Regions from separate parts of the Homo sapiens genome. Here regions 1 and 3 are each linked to region 2. The links are chromatin loops, found by intact Hi-C in ENCODE. Cell type or tissue: gastrocnemius medialis. All regions are shown on one strand. Region 1 overlaps WASL (WASP like actin nucleation promoting factor). Region 2 has its middle 21 kb from the start of ASB15. Region 3 overlaps WASL (WASP like actin nucleation promoting factor).

Region 1 (8,000 bases), 100 kb before region 2:
TGGTAGTACCTGATGATGAAATTATTAGCTACTTCTTCCTCTTCACCATAGATACTGATAAGTTTCTGTCTTTTGTCAGTCTGTAATGCCAGCATAGTCAGGTGTCTTTGATGCTTTTCATCCAGGTAAATTTTGTGAAGCATGTCTAGCAAAATCTGGTAGCAAATTATTTCCCTTGCTAGAAGAGTAAACAGAAATTAACATGACTCAATTGAACTCCTTTCCAAATAAATTCTGTAACAATTTAGAGCTGACCATGAGACTTAAATAAATAAATAAATAAATAATAAATAATTATCGTTTTAAAAGTAACAACTTAGTTTAGGGCTAAGAGAAGATAATGTTGCTTCTCTTGGGCTTCTGTTAATTTTCAAGTTCTAATACTAGAGCTCCAGTACTTCTTCAAATACTACCTTCACACAATCAATTTTACATGAGAAAAATAGAAGAAAAAGATTGTTCTGTGTTCTGTACATGTAACCCACACGTATGTCACCTAGTCTTACTGGCTTTTTATCATTATCAAGTACAATTACTCAGCCACTGTCCCACTTTATATACTTGGCCTTCATGGGTCCTATATATATATTTATATACATATTTATATATATTTATATATTTATATATAGGTATATGTATTTATATATTTATAGGTGTATATATTTATACATATTTTATATATAGATATATGAAGAGGTTAAATATGGAAAGTCAGTATAATATAGAAGTATGCTTATAAAATCTGATAACTAAATATTCCTTCAACAAATATTTATTGAATGGCTGGTGTGTAGTGCTGTTTTGGTGTTGAGGATACAGTGAGAAATAAGATAGGCAAGGTCCGTGCTGTCATGGAGCTTAATAGATAAAGTACAATAATTTTAGATATTAGCAAGTGATATGAGGAAAGTAAAATGGGATAGGCCGTTACTGATTATGGGGAAGAGCTATACTTTACATATGATGGTCAGGAAAGGCCTCTCTGAGGAAGTAGTTTATGAATGGTTTCTAAATGATGAAAAGATTCAGTTTAACGAAGAAATAGCTACTGCAGAAGTTCTAAAGCCAGAATAAGATTGGTGAGTTTAAGGGACAGAAAGGAGACCATCTTACTAGAGAGAGTGACTTGAAGGGAGAGTACATATGAGAGAAGTTTGGGGAGAGAGAGAGACAATAACTGGACAAATCATGTAGGGTCTTATGGAGGGAGGTAGCATCAGATTTCATTCAAATAGCAGTGGTAGCCACAGGAGGACTTTAAGAAGGGTAGCAACATATTTTTTAAACTTGAAATTTAAATAATATCACTCCATTTGCTCTGAGTCAAATAGACTCTAGAGTTGCAATAATCCAAGCAGGATGTGATGGTGGTGTGGAGAGTAGCAGTGAAAGAGGTGAAAAAGAGCAGGCTTGATAATTGGATCGTGAAAAAGGAGGAAGTAATAATAATTTCTAGGTTTTTGGCCTGATTATGTGACAGGATGGTGATGCCATTTATTGAGATGGAGCAGCAGACCAGGATGGAGCAGGAAAAGAAGATTGGGGAAGGAAATAAAAGTTAGAAGTTTTGAGTTTGAGAATCCATATGAAGAGTACAAGAAGGTAGTTGGATTTGTGACAGAAAGGTCAACCCAGATGATTTTATACATTAACAGGTTGAAATTTGTCACATAGATATTAAGGAACTAGAACCATTGTCTTCTAAGCCCTGTTTTAATCTTTAGTTTACTATCATACTCTATAGATATATTTCTTTAGATTCACTTTAAACTGTTTTAGTAACTAGATTCTTCTGGGAGTCACATTATCTGTGTTTCAGGAGTTAAATAATTGGAGAAACCACCCAAGAATTATGTAATGTCATTTTATTTATGCATATGTTTTAATTGTCTTGATTTTCTTGTAGATGAAGATGAAGATGAAGATGATGAAGAAGATTTTGAGGATGATGATGAGTGGGAAGACTGATCTATATATTATATATATATATATATTTTTAAGGTGAAATACTAAACACTACTTTCTGTCTGTGGATTCTGTAAAATTATCATGTAAATGTTCTACCAATTTGCTGTATATTTTTGTTGCCTTTTTTGCTTTTTTTTAATCTGTGCAATACCTCATTTAATCTGTAAAGGTTTGTCGTAATCCTCTACAAAGCTACTCCCTGTTATTGTGTGCAAGTTTACACCAGGATGCTCACTTGATTTGTGAATATTTTTCATTCCATCAACAAGGGAGTTTAAATACTATATGTGAGACTGACAAAAACCTTAATGTAATTTACTTATAATGCCAGAAGGAAAACACTATTTTCATACCCTACTTTTTCTGTACCTAAATTTTCTTAAAAAAAAATCTAGTATAGCACTACATTCTTTTTTAAGTGATGCAGACCTTAGTTTCTTTAGCCCCTTTATTTTGAATACAATGCTACATATGAATGTTGAAGCTGATACATTGCACAGTTCTGTAGACATCACTACACCGATGTAGTTTCTCAAATTTTAGCAATATGCTCTACATAAAATCACTACAGAGATACTAGTGGGGAAGACGATTAACACACCTCTTACAGTAATACTGCCTGTTATTGGTATAGCAGTGGTATTTGCAGACTGGGATCATAAGGAGCCCTTAAATACTTGTTATTGACTGGGGTTATTTTTATGCTGTAGCAAATGTGACAGGCTCTTTTTAGCAAAATTTTTGAAAATTTTTTTGGTATTACTCTGAAACAAAATTTAAGTTGGAGTTTCAGGGATTTAGGGAGTAGTTTTCATTCTACATGAACTGAGGTAATATTATGGTAACTCCAATATTTGGTTAAAAAAACTATACAAATCAGAATAGTACTAAAATACTGTAGAATTTTAGCATTTTTATTTTGCACTTTGTGTGGATTGAGGTGTTCAGAAATACCAACCATAAAAATGTAATCTAGTTGGCAAAGGTGTGCGCTAAAACACGGAACCGAACATGCATTGATTTGGATAACTTTTGAGGGTTTTTGTCAAATAGCATGTGAAGAGTTACATTTTTCTTAAAAGATTGGTGGTCCCAATGTCAGAGTTCTTGGAACAGATAACTGAATGATAGATTTTTTTTTTTTAAAGATAAAACTTTACAACCTGCACATTTGTTATGCATACTAAATGGTGTGTTAAAATTAGGGTTTCTTTGCCTCTCTACACTACACTAATCTGCCTAAAGGTGGTTGTTTCATATTTATAATGCTAATTATCATACCTACCTACTTTAAATTTTAGGTAGAAAATTATCTGATTTAAATACAAACATATTTTTCTCACATTGAGTAATATGCATAATGTAGTTCCAAATGTATTTCATTACTATAGTCACAATATCCAACTAAAAATTACGCTATCTAGAATTGTACCAACCAAAATCTCGTATTGGCAGATCTTGACAGGCTGGACCTGCAAGATGTGGCTTGAATTTTAACCATTTATTACATAATCTCTAGTGATCATGCATCTAGTTATCATAAGAAATAATTTAAAAGGTTTTGTTGCTGAAAGCAGTAAGTGGTGCAGTAAAATACTTAAGTTATTCAAAGAATGTTATCTTTCTTGCAAGAGTAATTTAAGCACATGGGAAAGATTCTAGACTTTTTGTTTCTTGCAACAACAGTGCCCTCTGCTGCTAGAAACCTTTTTCTACTTACTATCATTTTTATTGTGGCTTGAGCTCAGTCAATCTGGTGCAGATGAGGCTGGACAACTACTAACCAATAAAATCAGGAGTTTGTACAAAAGTTAAATGGAACATTATAATTATTTTAAGTAATGTTAATTGAAAAAATTTTTTCTTTTTGACAATATAAAAAACATTTTAAATTTCCTAGAAATGTCTTCAGGGTAATGCCAATTTAAGATCTCTCTTAACTTGTGGCCAAGAAATTCTAGATTTTCCAGCTGACTTTGGTATAATATATATTTATCAGGAACTTCTCTCAGCAGAGAGTACCCATTCTTCGAGTTCAAAGCACAATTTTAAACATGTAAAATGGATATATAATTTGCCAAAGGTAATTAATTTATTCTTTTTTTCTTAAAGAAGAAAAAGACATTGGTTGTTGTTACAAAAAGTCTAAATTACTGTTGGTTGAAACACAGCAGCTGTGGAGTTCAGTCCAGGCATGAAGACTAAATCTGCTTTACCAAGTAAGGTGTAAGGTTGCATGTTTCAGTCCTCTACCATCCTGCACTGTGAGCAGCACTATACCTGTGCGTTGTCTGAAAGCCTTCCGTATATTCTCCAGCTAAATGGTCGTCTGGTAGCCTTTGCATTTAACAAACTAGCATGAGGCTTTTTATATCTAAATGCTACGTGATAGACAATTTCAGCTAGCCACATATTGTATGTATGAGATTCATAAAGACTTTCAATCATTTCATTTTCAGACAACTGAAATTTTGTTTAGTATGTGAATTCTTTTTTTGAAATGTATAGTGAATAGGATGTTGCACTGGTGGCAATTCATCATGGAGCATAATAAAATTAATTTGACCCAAATAGAATAAAATAATGTGTTTCATGTGTTTATTGTTAAGAGAGTAAAATAGGTTTAAAATTTTTAAACTGTATAGTGAAGGGTACAGAGCGATCAATGATAATGGTTGATGTTTTCAGCAGACTGCATGCCCTGAGAGTTAGAGTGTGCCATTAAATAAACATGGTGAGCAGAAGAATGTTGCACCCTGTTCTGTTGGGAAACATGACAGCTGCTCAGCAGCTCCCCTAGAAGCCACTGCTGTCGTTCACAGAGCATTGACATTGCAAGGTCAAACTGTTTGGAACTCTTCCACATACCAGAAATGTTGAAGTTTTCTAAATCAGAATGATATTGGAGTTTATTGGTAGTTTCAATAAATGCCAAATATAGCAGTTTGTATGGGACATAAGTAGCTTTTAATAAATGATATCAAAGAGGGTGCTCATTTTAAACGGTAAACTCTGTTTTTGATAGATAGAATTTTCTGTTTCACTGACCCTGGCACAAGTGGGTGTCTGAAGATTAAACTGAGTTGCGGAATTCAGAGTGTAGGATGCTACAAAATTCCTTTTAAGAGCTTTGGCCAAATTTAACAACCATTTCAAGAGTAATACGTTCTATTAAAAAGTTGTTTCTGTTGTACAAATGTGAACACTTAAGAATATATTAGACTTTTAAAATAATTTTTTAAAGATGCCTAAGAATTGTTTCTGTCAGGTCATTTTTATCTAATCAACAGAGGGGATTCCCGAGATAACTCTTGTTTTAGAAACGGAGTTCCTAAAGGACAAATATAGAGATAAGGCTTATTTATAGTACAATAGAAAAGCCTGTATGGAAAAGTTGGGAAATTTACCTTCCACATTTATTGACATTGTCACATCTCACCTCCAAAACACAGCATTCTTTATAATCTCTTGGTCATTTATTCATGGATTAAAAAAAAAACTTTGCTTTCTAAGGAAGCCTCTAGGAAAGGTATAGTACACTGTTATGAATATGTTAGAGAACATGCTTTGCAGCTACTGCCTTTACTTCTGTATGTGATACTTGGCATCCTCCATTGCCGTGAGGAGCCTATTGAAAAATTTGTCTCCGGATGCATCTGCCATAGGTTTTTCCAAAAAAAGAAAAGCATCACAGATTGTGCTAACTAACTGTTGATACAGTGTTAACTATTACACAAGTCCAGTGTAACTCTAAATTGGCCATGCACACCATCAAGATTGACAAGTCAAGATAAGATAGCACACAATTATTTTGAGTAAAACTTTGAGTAAATTTTTTTGAGTAAAAATTATTGGAGTAAAAATTATTTTGAGATTGTAATTTATAGGTGGTTTCAGTCTAATCAGATACTTGTGTATTGGGGCGTTTCTAGTAAACTTGAAGTAGTCCCTGAATTATTTAACAACCACAAAAAATCTACCTTAGGATTTTTAAAAAAAAATGTTTCTATTTAACAGCAAGTTCAATTTCAGCAGTATCAGATTGCATTATGGAACTTGAACAAAACACTATTTTCTGTCTTGAATTGCTTAGCATTTCATGACCTAAATTTTGTCTTGTCTTAGCTGTTGCTAGATGTGTGAAGATTTTCATCAAAGCCTAATTTTAAGGATTTTTTTAAGCATCAATATCATATTATGAACTAAATGTGTGGTGGACATTAAGATACAACAGTGGATAGGATAGGTCCCCACCCACATTTACATCATTTAAATCTAAAATACTTATTTCATAAATGAAAGACGTTTGGACCATTGAGTTACATGAGTTACATGAGAACAGGCATGTGGACACCACCAAGCCTGTTCTCTAATTTTGCAGGTGAGGGTCCTCATTCATATTCACAGTGCTTGTGGGGCTTGCCCGAGGTTAAAGTATCTACTAGAAGCCAGATCTGACTAGTTCAGCTGCTCTTTCTCATGCACCATAATCCTATTGTATGCCTTTCTCTTTTTCTTAAGGATAAATGCAGATTTAGTTTGTTTCTGAAAGGTATATGGCTACAAATGTCACCCTTTCTCATATCATCTGGGTGTTGATAGATGCCGCCAACATCCTATGTCCATCTCTAACCAGAAAAGCTGGCTTGTTTTGAGGAGCCAGCCTCTGACTCTGATGCATGTGATTGTATTTTGGCTCATTGGCGGCAGTCACCCTACATTGCCCGAGCATTTGGTCATCACAGGGCACTTCTGTCATCTAGTACAGAGTTGAAATGAGGTTGAGCTTTTCATTCTACATCCAAATTATTTTTGTTAGTTTCTTACAGAAACTATAGGCATTGTTTTTACTTAGACATAAGTATTTCATAAGTCTACAATCAACTTGTCTGACAGAAAATTAAGAATATATTAATTTTCTGAATAATTTTGATCAACAGCTGCACTGTCAATTTAAAGACCGGGAGTTCTTCCAAGGACCACAAGGACAAACAATGCTTCAAATCCAACTTCCTGGCTTTATTATTGATGAGAGAGAGGGAGATCCTAACTTGGTTGCATGTATTTCAACCTTACCGGAAAAGAGGCAGGAAAATAAAATGTGGATCTCGTATTTGTGAAACAAATACAAGAAACAAATGAAAAGGCATTATCATGTCCGGTTAACTATGGGAAAACAAAGCTGTTTATGTCTCAGTTCTATAGTTGTGTTAAAGGCAAGTATAATTTAGTTCTTTAAATCAGCGTCTGACCAAATTTTTTTTTTTTTTTTTTTTAAACCAGGGTGGGAATCTAAGGAGGCAGAGAACAGAAAGGAGAGTGTGTTCCTAAGCATATTGTGGTGATTGGGGAATGCTCAGCAAGTAGAATTAAGAAATGCATTTGAATCTCCATTTTTAGGGACAAAAACTAGTTCTGGAGGAGGAGACTCATTTGTGTTTTGTTTGTTTATTGAGCAAGGATGTGAATGCATAAGGGCCAAACTTTCTCTTAATTCTGTCAGCTAAAGCTCAAAACTACACCTGACCATTCAAGTGTAAGGGTTTTTTTCTTTTCTTTTTCTTTTTTTTTTTTTTTAAGTTTTCTGAACTTTGCTGTAGATACAAGCATAGCCCTAGTATTTCAACCACATTCTTACCAAACCACCAGTAAATGGGCCTTATGATTCCATTTAAGAGGCCTTTCTTTGGCCATGGTTGAATATCTGGATGCTATAGAACATGCTTATAATGGACTTGCTGCCCAGAGATGTTTAGGAAGTTCAAGTGGATTCTGAGCCAGATGGTTGCTTTAGATCCGCACCAGTACGCAAAAGTTCTATAGCCAACATACTGCGTTAACTTGACACGGTTTAGACCAGTTAGACTGTGCAAAAAGAGGTAGTCTGCGCACACTACATGAGCCCTTTAGCACCCTGTTTGCTTTAGCACTTTCATCACTTTGTTTTCCAAAAACTCAAAACAGCCAAAAAACTGATTTGATATGGGAATCACGGTATTTTTCTTGTGTTTTTTGTTTGTTTGTTTGTTTCC
Region 2 (8,000 bases):
CATATTTATTCTTCAATAGTTTGTGATTTTTATTTCTTCGTGAATAGAATTGTTTCCCCTGGTTATTCTGGCACATTGAAAGCTAACAGTCTTTGTATATTTATTTTTATTCAGCTGCATTTTAGAATTCCTATTTGTTCTAATGATTTTAGGTTGATTTTCTTGCTTTCTGTACAAAATGCTGTCATGTTGAGTGGTTGAAAACCTTATAAGAAATATTATACTAATCTATTACAGGGAGAAAAGATAGATTCTACTAAGAAACATTTAGAACAAGATGTTAGTATGTAAACTCTTAAGTGTGACTTCCATAGAGCAGTTGTTCTTAGGTTTGACTTGCATTGGAATCACCTGGGGAGCTTTAGAAAACACTGATGCCTAGCCGCCTCCCTCAGATACTCTAATTTCTGTGCATCAGGACATTAAAACTTCTTTCTTTTTCTCTTACTTTTTTTTTTTTTTTTTTTTTGACAAGGCCTTTCTGTGTCACACAGGCTGAGTGCAGTGGCACGATCATAGCTCACTGCAGCCTTGATTACCTGGGCTTCAGTGATCCTCCTGGAACTCAGTTTGGATCATGTAAAATTTGAGATACCTATCAAAGTCTAACAAGAAAGGTTAAGTAGGCAGGTTAATATGGTCCAAGTTTAGAAGAAAAGTCTGAGCTGAAGAAATAAATTAGTGATACTTAAAACCGTGTGGCTAGAAGAGCTCACCAAAGCAGTACATGCACATATAAAAATAGAGATGTTTAAGGGATGAACTCCGGGGCTAACCAGAGCTATGAGACAGAATACAAGCCAAGGGAAGAAAAATATTTACAGCCGAAAGGAGTGATCGACTGTATCAAATTCTGCTGCTAAGTCAAGTAAGATGAGGACAGAGAACTGACCATTGGATTTGGCAAACTTTAGGTTTGGTTTTTTATTGTGGAATCATCTCACTAACTGGCTACACTTCCTTTCCTGGTTTTCCATCTTGTCCCCCCTCTACTTTGCTTCTCAGTATATTATGAAGATGTTATGAGGAAAAGAGACAGTGTTCTTATGCTTAAGGATCAGAAGACCCATATACAATTTCCTAAGTCTAGGAATGTTACTCCTCTTTCCTGTGCCTTCTCTCCGAAAAAATCTTTCTTCGCTCATTTTGTTTGACTTACTTTATGACTAAGGGTTGTTGATTTATCAAAATCAGCTTTTTAAAAGTTTATACTAGTAACTACTTTAGAATAAAGAGAATGTCATATAGCAGAAATTGAAGTAGAATTTAAAACTCATTTTATTGCATTTTCTTAGAGAATCATCAAACACTAGATGAGCAAGTGTTGAGGTAAAGAGTGTATTACCCACTGTCAGAGAAGACTTTTGGAGGAGTTTAGAAATTTGCTACACTTCATGGTTATCAATTCCAGTTTCCCGTTAGTTCCCACTTCCCATGATATCTCCTCATATGATATATGTTGAAATTAGGCCCAAAAATAGCTCTGATTTCCTGTTCAGTTTTAGAATCTACAGTGCTGTCTTTTATTTATTTATCTATTTATTTATCTTTTTAGAGACAGTGTTGTTATAATTGCCCCAGCTGATCTTGAACTCCTGGCCTCAAGCAATCCTCTTGCCTCAGCTCCCAAGTAGCTTGTATTACGGGAGTGAGCCACTGCACCTAGGTCTACAATGTTATCATTTTATGTTCTCTCATCTGAACAGTCTATAATTTTAAAGATCCAAATTCCACTACAATATTTGTTTGTGATGCTTGCCATCTCTTTGCCTGCTATAAAAATTAAATTTTAAAATAGAGGCTAGTAGATTAATTTTTAAAACAAGATTTACACTAGTTTCTTTCATGGTACCAAGTTATCATTTCTGAGCGTTCTAAATGAGGTATATTCCTCTTTGAATAATACTGCATTCATTTATTTGCCAAGTATGTATTTATTAGCTACTATGTGCCTGGTGCAATGAAAATGTTAAAGAAGGCAGTTCTTACTCTCAGTCAGTGGAGGGGATGAATAGATGATCAAAAGAAGGTGATGCTTAGCTTCCAGGAGGGGACCAAGAGTATGCCTTAGACGATATAAAGTCTTGAGCTGAGACTTGAAGGATAAGAAGGAGTTTTCGAGATAATGTATAAGGGGAGAGGCATTCCAGGCAGAGAAAATACACATAGATCTGAGGGAAAATGGCATATCTGGGGGGAATGCTGATCATTTACTCTTGCTGGTCACAGAACGCATTGAGGAACCTACAGACAATGAGCAGGAGCTTTAGGTAAGAGTTAGAATATGTAGGATATATGTATATACTGAACTATATACTGGAGTAAAGAATTTGGGGCTTTATTTTATTTCTTCCTCCAGGACGGTGGCAATGAGAAAAGGCTTTCTCTTTGGGGTGCACTAGGGTAGTGGTGTTATTTGTCAGAATCTCTAAAGGCCATCTGTGGAGTCTTAACATTCTGAAGCACTCACTCCCTTTGGATATTGTAATGCAACCCCCCCTCCCCATCTCCCATTGTCACACATCCTTCCTTCCACAGGGACGTTACCTTCACATACTGTGGGTTGAACCTGTCCCTCAAAGTGGTCTGGGCCTGAGAACCACTGCAGGAGACAAGAAGAAGCCACAGGAGCATTTTAGGTAGGAAAAGATCATGATCAGCTTGAGCAATTTCTCCTCCCTTTCCTTGTTTTGCAGATATTTTACCATTACAATATAGATGGAGATTTTCATCTATTAATAAAAGATGTTCTCTATTCACAAATGGAAATGGAGCAACAGTACACAATTTCTGCCCCAGAATTCATGGCTGGTGCAGGTAAAAAGCTCTTTACAGTTTGCTAGTCAATCCATTTGCTTTACCTAAAAAGTTCATTTATATAGTTTTAAATGGTTTGCAGAAGTCTTTTGAACAGTACTCTTGAAGTTTCATGTCTTTTCCTCAAAACTTGACAGTCTTGGGAGTGACAAAAAGGGAGAAAATATACAAACATATGTGATATATTCATAGCTGGACTTAAACAATGATAAAAGAAAATTTTCATGTTACAGCCTACTTCCAGTAGAATTTTACAATCCTACTATCTAGTAGGAATCATTTCCTCTGAGTGGTGTTCTCACTCTGAGCAAATCATTTCTTAAGTAGCAAATTCTCCTCACAATTTGATGTATATCAGTTTAACCGAAAGACTTTTCAGAAACCTAATATGTAGCAAAGCTCACAAGGTCTTTAGAACATGACACATCAAAAAAGATGAAGGTAGAAATAACAAAAATGTGCCCTTAGGACTTAAGTTGGATGGGATCCCCTTTCTCTGGCATGGAGTCTAGGTATCTGGAGAGTACCTTTTTTTTTTTTTTTTTTAAGTGCTCACTTGAATGATCATGTTTTGTTTTCACTCCCACACTCTCACAATGCCCAAGAAGGGCAAATAGTAAAATGATGCTGTTATTTGATAAATTAATTACTGATGATAGACTCGTTTTGAATTCAAAGTGTTAGGAATTTAATGGAGTTTCTCCTTAGTGGCTTACAGATCTCCCATACCCTTCTACTATCTAGTAAGTATCATGTCCTCTGAACGGTGTTCATGCCCTGAGCAACATTCATGCTCTCAGAGAAACACCTCCTCCTCCGCAAAGAGCTGAAGGAGGTTGGTGGGACACAGATACCACCTGAATTATCCGTAAATACAAGCCATTTTTAAGTGGAAGACAGTTCTACTGCAACAAGCTGAAGAAAGCCAGCACCATCTAGTGGAAGGAGAGTCACACAGGAATGGACGCCTGTTGGTTTGGTTTCCTGTTCTGTATTTTGAACTCTTTGCTGAGACTTAGGTGTGCATTGTTAATATTGGTCTCTTTTCATAATAGACTTAACCGAACGGTCTCTGACCAAGCTTCAACACTGCGTTTTTTTAGTGGTTTGCGGTATAATAATTATAATGATGGCTATGTTTATTTAGATTTTGTTATACCTAAGCATTTCTCTAAGCCCTTATCTCAGGGCTTCCAGGTACGGTTGTGCAGGTTGTATACTGCACAAGGTTGCTTGGGTGAGGTTATGGGGAGACTGGAATCCATCTTAATCTCCACTCACCCACATGGGTGCCCTAGAGAAGGGTTGCATTCACTTGGAGAGATGATCAAAATTTTCCAAACTGCACAAAGGTGCCATATGATGCAGTTCTGGGTTTTCATATGCATTATCTCATTTAACCTCATGGCATTCTTGCAAAGTAGGTGTCATATTATTGTGACCATTTTTCAAGGAAGAAGTAAGGCTTAGGGGGTTAAGTAAAATTGCCTAAGGCCACATAACTACCCTGAGCAGTTTTTGGTCAAGTGGCTCACAGCAGAGGCAAGCTCAAAGCCTCTCCTGTGCCTAGCAAGTTTGATTGTGATGACTGCTTCACTCACTGACTCAAGCAACTCAAACCAAAAACTTAACAAGCAAAGCCAAAAATGTAAAAAGCAGTGCAACAGAGAACGGCCTGCCATGCACCTGAGGACTTCATCTGCCACCTTAGCATAACTCCTGTTTGCTCTCTGAACAGGCAAAACGCATCCTTTCGCTGGGTTCTTGTTCATCTTGTCCTTTCAAATGCCCTTTCTTGCCACTCCCCCATTTCCTTCAGTAGAAATCCTTCTGCTAATTTAAGACCCAATTTAGACCATCCTTCTCCATCTCCATGAATTTTTCTAATCCCGCCAATCTCTTTTCCTCCTTTATTTCCCTATCATATTTATTTTGTTTGCCTTACATAGTAATTATTTATGTACCTTTGTTACATCAGGATTTATTGTAACTTTTTTAAGGACAGGAGGTGTAACAGGCTTTGGACAATGTGGCCATTCAATAAATGAGAATTAAATTGAAAACCTAGAGACCTAAACAATGGCAAGAGAAACCTGCAGTTTTATTATATGCTTTATGTTCTCACTTAAACTAAATGTCTAAATAGGAATTTCATAATATTGAATAATGACAAGCTGGGAGTCTTAAGCCAAATCCACAATGCATTCTATAGCATAATAGATTTGTTTCTAATAAAGACCTAGTGAAAATTGAGTTAGTGTGATTTGCCAAATTAACTCAACTCCCAGGAGCAGAAGGAGTTATAGATTTGCAAATCCCAAGGTACCAGGCATGTTGCAAACTTGTTCTAAATTAAGTTTTAACTTTCATTTTGACTGCAATTATCTATTAAGCCCTCAGGCTACAGTGGGGCAGATAATAGAGAGAAAAGAAATCAGAACAACTCTTCATGGTATTTTTGAGACTATTTATAGAGAGTTTACTTTGCATGGAAGTGAACTGGTAATACAAAAGAATTCATAGAACAAACATATAACTATTGTAACCTCTACAGTGAGTACATAGCAAAACAAATTTAACAATAGTTATTCACTGAAAATGTAAATCTAAGATCCTTATTTTTAACTATAACTAAGAAAGTATTTTTATCTAAAATTTTCCCAATTACACTTATAAAGAAAATGTAGTATATCTACACCATGAAATACTACACAGCCATAAAAAGAATGAAATCATGTCCTTTTCAGCAACATGGATACAGCTGGAGGCCATTACCCTAAGTGAATTAATACAGAAACATAAAATCAAGTACTGCATATTTGTAGGAGTTAAACAATGATATACGTGGACATAAAGATGGATACAATAGACACTGAGGACACCAAAAGGGAGGAAGGAGGGAGCGAGAGGGGCAAAGGTTGAAAAACCACCTATTAGTACTACAATCACTATTTGGCTGTTGGGTTCAATAGAAGCCCAAACCCCAGCATTATACAATATCCATGTAACAAACCTGCATATGTACCACCCGAATCTAAAATAAAATAAAATAAAATACCTTGCATGTAAATTACATTGTCATAGGTTTATGTTAATGAAGACAAACAGAACTAGTTATTTCAAATAGATTGACAAAAATAGGGGAAATAAGACTTTATAAAATAGTTTAAAGATAGCAATGATTCAGTAGCCTGAATCTATAAGAGGAAGGTGGACTTTAGCACATAAAATTCTAACCGTGCATTCAATGTCTCCCTGAGAAAGAAAAGACTAAGCTATTGAATGAAATTGCTGTGGTAAACAGCAATCTCTCTCATTAGCTCAGATATTAAAAGAGTATATACAAAAATTGGCAAAGGTCTCCATAATAAGGAAAAATATCAGTCTGGTGATAATAGTTAGAAAAGCAAATGCCTGAAATTAACTGAGCTTGCACAGATAAATAAGTGAATGAATAAAAAAGCAAGTACTAAAAGTATAGAGGAAACAAAGTTCCAGAAAAATAAGTAGAAGGAGGAAAGAGGGGTATGTTCACAGTCTGGACAAATGGCAAACACTAAAATGACAGATGTTTAGGCCAAGGCAAATTACTTCCTAGAGGCTAAAAAACAGAGTTCTAGTCACAGGAATACTGCTGGTAATTTTTGAGCAACATAGAGAATGAAAGAGGGACCAAGAGGCTTTAGATGAATTTTGTCATTTTTTTTCCAACTGATACAAAATATCAGCAGGTAGCTTGTGAATAGTGAAAACAGTAATAGATGATCTAGTATGGGTTACGAATAACTTTTATAATTTGAAATTTATTTTACTATTCATTTGTCCTTTTATTCATTCAACATTTAAGTTGAACAATGAGAACACATGGACACAGGGAGGGGAACTTCACACACCGGGGCCTGTCATGGGGTGGGGGGCTAGGGGAGGGATAACATTAGGAGAAATACTTAATGTAGGTGATGGGTTGATGGGTGCAGCAAATCACCATGGCACGTGTATACCTATGTAACAAAACTGCACATTCTGCACACGTATCCCGGAACTTAAAGTATAATTTTTAAAAAAGTAATTTCTACATGCAAAGACTACGCTTGATATTTTTTCAAAAGGAACACTCATAAACAAAGAACATGATGTCTAGAATGTCTTTGATAGAAACTGTCCTTGCAACCCTGGGGATAAGATGAAGAAACATGAGCTGGATGGAGAACAGTTAGTGGATTTAAAACTGTTTGCATAACCATATCCAAAGAAAATCTAATAACGGATTGATGTCAGTTTGACTCTGTATTGTTCAACATGTTTGCTATGTTTATTACCATTTTTGATCAATTTCTAAGAGGACCACATTTTGGAGTTTTCAAAACCTGAGAAGAAGAGAATTCTGGCAGAAAGAATTTAATTTGACTTACAATGTTAAATAAGGTATGACAAAATGAAATTAATTAAAGTCGATCTGAATAAAAACTGAAGCTATAATAAAAGCAAATGTCATTGTGATGTGTTCAGTTATCTTAAGTGAATGAAAAATGTGATTGTTATATTCTAACAGCTGTTAAAGGAAGGGAAACTGGGCCAGTTACAGAAGCATTTTATGTAAAACATAGTGCTTGTTCAAGACAAGTGACAGTTCTTCTCAGTATCGAATAAGAATGAATAACATTCACCAAAATAACACATAGCACAATTATTATTTTTGTAATAAAATGCAAAATCATGGCCATATCCTGCAATAATGGGAAAAACTCAACAATGGAAGATATCAATGATATAGTAAACCTTTACATCTAAGTTCAAAACATCAGTCATGTAGGTATACAAATAATATGAAAAAGACAGAGACTTCAGTTTATTAAGTAGGAGGTGGTTATGTAAAAGATATTTTTATAACTACAAATGTTGTCTTACATGATATCAATAAGAGAATAATTTCCATATTAAAATAGATAACAGGAAGTCTTCTTGTTTGACCACGGCTGCAAAAGTTGACATCTTTCTCTTTTTCCTCCTGAAAATTTGTGCATAAGCAACACGGAGAATGACAAGAAGAATAAAGTAATAGAAAACATAAATTCCATTTTCACAAAACTGGAATAATGTAACCAGCAGACCCTGCAAGAAATGCAAGGACTAGTAAAAGTACAGAGTGGTGAGAAAACCTAGTGGCAGCAGATCTTAGACAT
Region 3 (8,000 bases), 120 kb before region 2:
GACCTTCAGACTCTGTCTACTCAAGTGGCAGAATAGCCTTTAGACTTAACACGGTCTGAGCAGAATATTTGATCCATGTCCTGTATCCTGAACCTTAGCCCCACTCAGATCTGTTCCTATTCTTCTACTAATCTTCCTTGTTTCAGTAAAAGGCATTTGTTCCATCTTATCCCTCAGGCTCACCATGGTCCCTCATAAATCCTATCAGAGTCCTATTGACTCTGCCTTCAAAAACATGTCCTGTCTGACTATTTCTTACCATTTCTGCTGCTACCATCCTAATCCAGGCCACCATGATCTGTCAGCTGGGCTGCCACACTAGCTCTCTGACTGGTCTTCCTGCTGCTACTCAATCCTTTTTACTATCTCTTTTCTATACAGTAGCCAGAGTAAACTTTTAGAATTGTAGATTAGGTTATATCACTTTCTCTATTTAAAATTCTGTAAGAGCTTCCTATCATATACACATAAAATCTATAGTCCTTAACCATGGCCTGTGGAACCCTACATGATCTAGTCCCTGACTTTCCTTCTTGTCTCCTTTCACTGTGCCATTTGCTCACTGTAGTCCAGTCTTCATGATGTTCTTTCATGTTGCACCCTCCTTGGGGCCTTTGAATGTATTGTTCCCTTACTTATTTTATTTAGATCTCTACTTAAATGTCGGGTCTTCTGAAAAATCTTCCTTAGTCACACGTATGTCAATTTAGGAATAAGACAGTTTAGTGAATTAATTTTTTTATGTTGATGTTGTCTTACATATATTTAATAATATTCTTCTAATTTATTTTCTAACAGAGAAAAGACGAGATCCCCCAAATGGTAAGCTTTTTGACAATTATTAATCTTTTAAGATTTTAGATGACAGTTTAATCCTTGTGGAAACATGTACCATACATTAGTAATATTTAGTATCTTTTACATGTTAATCCTTGTGGAAACATGTACCATACATTAGTAAGTAATGTTTAGTATCTATGATCAAATTATACAGTTTATTGTGTTCCTATTTTTAATTAATGATTGACAGATGAGACTTAGGAAACAATATTCTTTGATATTTTTCTAACATGAAGAAAGAATACATAGGGTGAAGATCACTAATACTTATTATATTTTAATTCTGGATTCACAGTTGACTAAGTATACAATCGGACCTTAACATTTTTCCTAGAGGCAGTACATTTTGTCTAGAATATTTGTTAATGTCCTACTTTAAGATTTACCTTTCATTCTTATTTCAAAATATTATTTCACATTGCTTATGTGTTATATGAAGCCCCTTTCAAAATGAACACCTACTGTTGTGGTGTATTTAGAACTAATTTAGCTCTGTATAATGCTCTTTAATTTGATAATGACCACTTGAAGTATTATGAATTCATTTTTTAAAAAACATTGAATACCAGAGAGTAAAAGCAGAATACCAGGATGTAAAAGATAAGGTCTCAGGGGTAGAAATTCTTACTCTAGACTTCATAAACTCCCTGAAATTGTGTGCTAAATATGTTCTTTTCTCTGGAGAGAGAGGATCCATGGCTTTCATCGTATTTAAATGAGGTTCCTGACTCTATGAAGGTAAAGAATCATTCTCCAGCACACTTTGTTATGATAGAGAAAATGGCTGCTTTTTAAAAGCATATCTCAAATCCTCTTATCAGAACCTAGAATGATTATTCAAGGAAAACTTACATAATACAGAGTTCTTAATATATGACAGCTATTGGTGATTGTTGGGGTTTCTTTTAAACAGATACGTTGCCTTTTGATTTTGTCCTTAAATTTCTTTTTCTGATACAGAAACATGAACCAAATGTTGCTGTATTAAATTCTGGGTTGTTTACCTTATTATTAATTTTTTAAATGCCTGACTACCTTCAGTAGTGCTTAACAGGTACCAAATATTGTATAGTTTCACTTTTTCTTTTGAATAGAAATATTAATACTTTTTAGGGCTGTTACGGGGATTGAAGTAATCAAAGCTTAGCATAGTGCTTAATAAATATTAGTTATTCTGATGAAGATGATGACAACAATAATAGCAACTACTAGTTAATGATCTTTTACTACCTGCCAGGCACTGTACAGCAACCTTCTGAAGTAGCTCCTATTATCTCTTTTATAGATAAGGAAACCGAAGCACAGATAGGTAACTTGCTCAAGGTCTCATAACTAGTAAGTAGTGAAGCAAGATTCAGCATCAGATGATTTGACCCTAGAGACTGGCCCTTTAACCACTATGTTATGTCAAGATGATTTTGAAGGCAAAACTGAGACACAGGGTAAATATCATGTCTCAGGATATATAAATTAGTACATGGCAGAGGCAAAAGAAACAGAAGCAGCTGAGTTACAGGTTGCTCATCTGTGAACTTTTAATGTAGTAGTAGAAATTTTCCTTGATATAAGCCTAGTATTTCAACCTTTTTGAATTTGTTACATTATTTTGAGTTTGGAGAGTATATACAGTATTGAGTACCAACAGAGAAGACTTTCTAGTGGTGCCATCGAAACACTTTGGGGAAAGTAACCCCATATTTTAAAGTGTAGATGCTGTAGAAATAATATAATTAAAATTAAGGTTGTAAATACATGTATCCATGTTGGATCAGTTCCAGGATCCCCCCATGGATACAAAACTTCGTTGATACTCAAGTCTGCGATACAAACAACATAGTATTTGCATGTAACTACAGATTCTCCTATATGCTTTAAATCCTCTGTAGAGTACTCATAATACCTAATACGATGTAAATGCTAGGTACATTTGGTCTTAGCCAAAAGGCTGAGAAGTAATGCTGGGTAAATAGTTGTTATACTGTATTGTCTAGGGAATAATAGCAAGAATGTTCTGTACATGTTCAGAACAGATGGACCCATCCATTTTTATTTTTAATCCACAGTTGGTCGAATCCATGGATGTGGAATGCATGGATATGGAACTGTGAATATGGAGGGCTGAACATTTATAAAATGAATTTCTGAAGAGGCATCTAGTTTCCATGAATAGATAGAATTTGAAAATTCTTTATATAACAGTGGTGTTTCATAATTTTATTACCCCTACTAAGAGACCCACTTAGAATTAAATGTAGTTTCAGGCCGGGCGCGGTGGCTCTCGCCTGTAATCCCAGCACTTTGGGAGGCTGAGGTGGGCGGATCACCTGAGGTCAGGAGTTCAAGACCAGCCTGGCCAACATAACGAAACCCCGTCTCTATTAAAAGTACAAAAATTAGCTGGGCATGGTGGCGCATGTCTGTAATCCCAGCTACTCGGGAGGCTGAGGCAGGAGAATTGCTTGAACCCAGAAGGCGGAGGTTGCAAGTGAGCCGAGATCACACCATTGCACTCCAGCCTGGGCAAAAAGAGCAAGACTCCGTCTCAAAAAAAAAAGAATTAAATGTAGTTTCTTTCTATGAGTTGGCCATTGGTTTTAAATCTTTAGTTTTAATCATTTGGCCCAGTGGTTTCAGACTTCTTTCATTAAATAAATGGAGGGTTTTTTTTTTAATAGTGTTGTTAAAGGACAAAATTATACAGCATGTATTGCCAATACTTGTATACTTATAAAATATACATATAATATGGAATTAATATATTAATACACAAAGAATGAAATAAATAATTATTAATACAAGTTGTAATATTTTAAAACTGCTTTGCATTCAACTATCTTGCTTTCCCCACTAAGTGGAGACCACTGTTTAGGAGGCAGCATTATTACTTTACTGTATTTGGTGCACCACCACTAGGTGGCAGTGGGCCCCTGGACCATGTCCTCCAGTAGCTATGCAGGTGCTTTGTCTCAGATCCTTATTTAGATTATCAGTTTACCACACCTTTTCAAATTTTAATTATTAAAAAGATACTTTATGTAGAATTTACATACATTCCTAAAATGCAGTTCAGTAACTTCCTCACTCCTAATTTCTTTATTGGTCAGTCTCACATTTTAGCATATATGCTTTCCAATGATTTGTTCTCAGCTTCGTGACTGCTTGACATCAGAGGCCTCTAGGCCACCTGTTTTTCAACTGTTTTCCTTGGTGAGGCTTCTTTGCTTCTTATGTAATTAATGGGAAACTTGAGTTCTTTTAGATTTAAAATTAACTAGACATGTCTGTTCACAAGAACATTTAAAAACCTTTTCATGCAACAGTTATCCTTAATCAGAAGGAGTTAATTTGTCATTTGTTTTTTAAAAAAGAAGGAAAACAGCCCGCCTTCATTATATGTTTACATAGTAGTTCTTAGGAGGAGTGTAATTTCATAAATGGAATAATTAAACTTTACTAGAAATGACTTCAGTACGTACATCTGTTACTAAATCTTTCATATACTTTATGTTGTTTAAAAAATGGCTCTATACCTTAAACAGGTTATCACTTTTTTTAGTGTGTCGCTTGAAACAGATACTTAATTTGGCTCTAGAATACCATTTTAAACTTATTTCCTAACATCTTCAAACTCTAAAGTAAATAACCATTGTCAACAGAAATAACCGAGTACCTAACCTCTTGAATGTATAGAAATCCATTTTTTTCTAAATTCTGTAAGTTGTTAGTAAATATTTGTTGAATAATGACTTGTTGGACCACAGACCAAGAAAACTGAAAAATTGGCAAACAAAGAATGTATTATGACATTTGTAAAATTAGCGGTGTTATCCACCTTGTAGTTTGACTTTTGTGTAAGAGGTATAAGAGGTAGAATAGTTGGCCGGGCACGGTGGCTCACGCCTGTAATCCCAACACTTTGGGAGGCCGAGGCAGGTGGATCACGAGGTCAGGAAATCAAGACCATCCTGGCTAATACGATGAAACCCCATCTCTACTAAAATATGAAAAATTAGCCAGGCTTAGTGGCACACACCTGTAGTCCCAGCCACCTGGGAGGCTGAGGCAGGAGAATCACTTGAACCCGGAGGTGAAGGTTGCAGTGAGCCGAGATGGCGCCATTGCACTCCAGCCTGGGCGAGAGAGTGAGACTCCATCTCAAAAAAAAAAAAGAGGTAAAGTAGTTAATTGGAAGGGTAGTGGACTAGGAACCAAGATATCAGAATACACTTTTGCTTCTGTCACTAATCATATGACTTTATAAAGATCACCTGACTCTTACTGTCCTTCATTTTCATTAATAAAATGAAAGGCAATTTTGAAAAGAAACTCTAATTTCCCATCTAATACTAATTTTCTATATATCTCCATTATATGGATTTTTCTTTATAGTCTTACTTAAATAATGTTGTTTTTTTTTTTTTTTTTTTTTTTTTTTTTTTTGAGACGGAGTTTCGCTCTGTTGCCCAGGCTGGAGTGCAGTGGCGCTATTTCGACTCACTGCAAGCTCCTCCTCCCGGGTTCACGCCATTCTCCTGCCTCAGCCTCCCGTGTAGCTGGGACTACAGGCGCGCGCCACCATGCCCGGATAATTTTTTGTATTGTTAGTAGAGACGGGGTTTCACCGTGTTAGCCAGGATGGTCTCGACCTCCTGACCTCGTGATCCGCCCGTCTCGGCCTCCCAAAGTGCTGGGATTACAGGCGTGAGCCACCGCGCCCGGCCTTAAATAATGTTTTAACTAGTACTAATGAAATTCATCTATAATGACTTAAAGAGATAATGTTGATGCATAATAATATATTCATGCCTGATTTTTGGGTAGAGAAAGAGGGGAAACAGTCTGATTACAGTATGAGTTAAACATTGTTACTCATTTCACATATCACTTACATTTTGTTCCTATCCTCATTCTTGAATCTTCCTCAGAGACAGCTGAATTACTTTCTCTAGTGAGTTATATAAATCAAGGTTATAAGAAGCTGATTTTTCAAAAATATACTAGCTTGGATAATTTAAATCATTAAACTTAACTTTATCCAACTGTGTTTCCATGCTAGTCATCTATAGTATAATAGATGGCTTTTATATAAGCTAAAGTGGCAGAAAATATTTTTGTTGTTTTCTGTTTTTATATTTTACTGGTGAGTCTGATTGTTTATAGTTGCTATTTGAATACTTAGTTCCGGAAAAGTCATATGAATAAAGAGAGTGCCTAATTCTTTTTCTTTTTTTCCTTTTTTGAGACAGGGTCTTGCTCTGTCGCCCGGGCTGGAGTCAGTGGCGCAATCTCAGCCCACTGCAACCTCTGCCTCCCAGGTTCAAGTGATTCTCCTGCCTCAGCCTCCTGAGTAGCAGGGATTATAGGCACACACCACCACGCCCGGCTAATTTTTGTATTAGAGGCGCGGTTTCACCATATTGGCCAGGCTGGTCTCGAACTCCTGACCTCATGATCTGCCCGCCTTGGCCTTCCAAAGTGCTGGGATTACAGGCGTGAGCCACTGTGCCTGGCCAGGGAGTACCTAATTCTGATACTCCTAATTCTGTCTTAATTCTTACATTTTATTAAGATATAAAGATAAGAAACAAAGTAATTTGTAGCATCCTTATTGTGGATAGTGTTGCTGATACTGACTGGTAAAGATAAGAAGTGAGAGGGCAGAAAGGGAAGAATGAGAAGTAAAAGTAGACCACCAGATAAGTCTGTGAAGGTCTGAGTGTAACCCCAATTCAACCCTCTAGTCCCTACATTCTGGATATTCTCAGTAAGTCCTTTATTTTGTACAACTACATAAATGTCGAAATCTGATACCTGAGCAAATTTGAAAATTCACATCCTAATCACCCTTTCAGGTCATTCGATACTGCTTAACTCACCTTTACTTACTGATCTAGTTATTTTTCATATTATTCCTGGGCACTAAAAAAGCTTTTAATGATTTTATCCATATTATTCACTAGCTCTCATTTTTCCCAAAAACTATTTCTTATCCATATCAACAACTTCCTATGGAATTTTTGAATGAAATTGTAACTAAAACTTTAGGATTATTAAAATATTATATATAAATAGGATTTGAATATTAAGGGAAAAGAGTTGAATTTTGGTGATATTAAAAATATGCCTTTCCAAATTATTTACTTTTTTGATAAGGTGACATGGCTTTCATAAATTTGTTTTAGTTTTGTTTTATCTTTAATAGTAGAGTTGGGAGAAAATAGGGTATATACAATTTACCCATGTAAATAAACTTTTTTTTTTTTTCAGATAATTTTAGTAAGTAGGATACTTTGGCAGTTTGGGGCATAATTAAAGAATAACAGTCAAGTTGGATTTTAAGGATCAACTAATATACATTAGCCTTGAGATTTCTATTTGCCATTTATTGATTATGTTGGGGATCCCCAAGACCATCCTCAGAGGTGGTGATTCACCAGGACTTACAGGACTTAATATATAGCTGTACTCATGGCAAACATTTATTACAGTGAAAACACATATAAAACAAAATCAGCAAAGGGAAAGACACATGGGATGAAGTTCATAAAAAAAAAAAACCACACACAAGTTTCCAAGAGTTCTCCCAGTGGAGAACACAGAGGTTGCACCTAATTCCTCCAATAATGAATTGTGACAACTTGTGAAATGTTGTCTAAAGGAAAAGCTTGAGACTTGGTGCCCAGGGTTTTCGTTGAGGGCTAGTTACATAGGTCTACCCTGCCTTGCACTTACCAAGATTTCAGACTCCCAGAAGGAAAGTAGATGTTCAACATAAACTGCATTGTTAGCACAAACAGTTTAGACACAATAAGCCCACCTTGTCAGGGAATAGTGGGAACCCTCTTGAAATCCAACTTCCCAAGTGGTCAACTGAGGGCCAACCTTGCAAGTGGTCCTTTCTAAGAAGAGCAGTCTAAAGTGTGCTGCCTTAAACTCTTTTCTACACAACGATGATAGTATTTCATATGTTTTGGAAGTGGTCGTTAATGTAGTCACCTCAGAGGAACTTGGTCTCAAAGGAGGATTTGTCAGAGAACCATATATAAAAATAGGATCTCTGAGGAACATGTGTTGCCCTTTAGTTGAATTTTTAAGAAATTTTTCAGTTGAATGCTCCACATTCAGACTTTCATACTTTTAAGATCAAGAATTTTATTTTG

What was found. Peaks named below come from ENCODE experiments on the same cell type or tissue, not always from the same donor. Only the 100,000 strongest peaks of a DNase experiment are listed, where the experiment ranks them.
Region 1: a loop joins it to region 2, with 3 times the contacts of the local background. A loop is called at or near these places in 15 of 110 quality-filtered maps.
Region 3: it touches region 2 in a loop (11-fold over the local background); 22 of 110 quality-filtered maps call a loop at or near these places.

Annotation. Positions count from the first base shown.
Region 1 is chr7:123,678,487-123,686,486 of GRCh38, reverse strand. It overlaps WASL (WASP like actin nucleation promoting factor), which reads left to right. Exons shown (of 11, transcript NM_003941.4): 11 at 1,907-4,544. The coding sequence ends at 1,968. Among named protein-coding and RNA genes, the nearest start is that of LMOD2, 27 kb to the right of the region's middle. In gastrocnemius medialis, CTCF peaks have their summits at 3,451 and 3,664 (motif pointing left); DNase peaks (open chromatin) are centred at 4,746 and 6,666; H3K27ac peaks cover 4,710 bases.
Region 2 is chr7:123,576,778-123,584,777 of GRCh38, reverse strand. It overlaps a transcript of NDUFA5 not described here and a transcript of ASB15 not described here. Among named protein-coding and RNA genes, the nearest start is that of ASB15, 21 kb to the left of the region's middle. In gastrocnemius medialis, a CTCF peak has its summit at 3,773 (motif pointing left); no DNase peak of the experiment used is centred here; H3K4me3 peaks cover 345 bases; H3K27ac peaks cover 2,929 bases.
Region 3 is chr7:123,697,456-123,705,455 of GRCh38, reverse strand. WASL (WASP like actin nucleation promoting factor) reads left to right here. Exons shown (of 11, transcript NM_003941.4): 5 at 799-822. Among named protein-coding and RNA genes, the nearest start is that of LMOD2, 46 kb to the right of the region's middle. In gastrocnemius medialis, CTCF peaks have their summits at 3,543 and 3,749 (motif pointing right); a DNase peak (open chromatin) is centred at 3,755.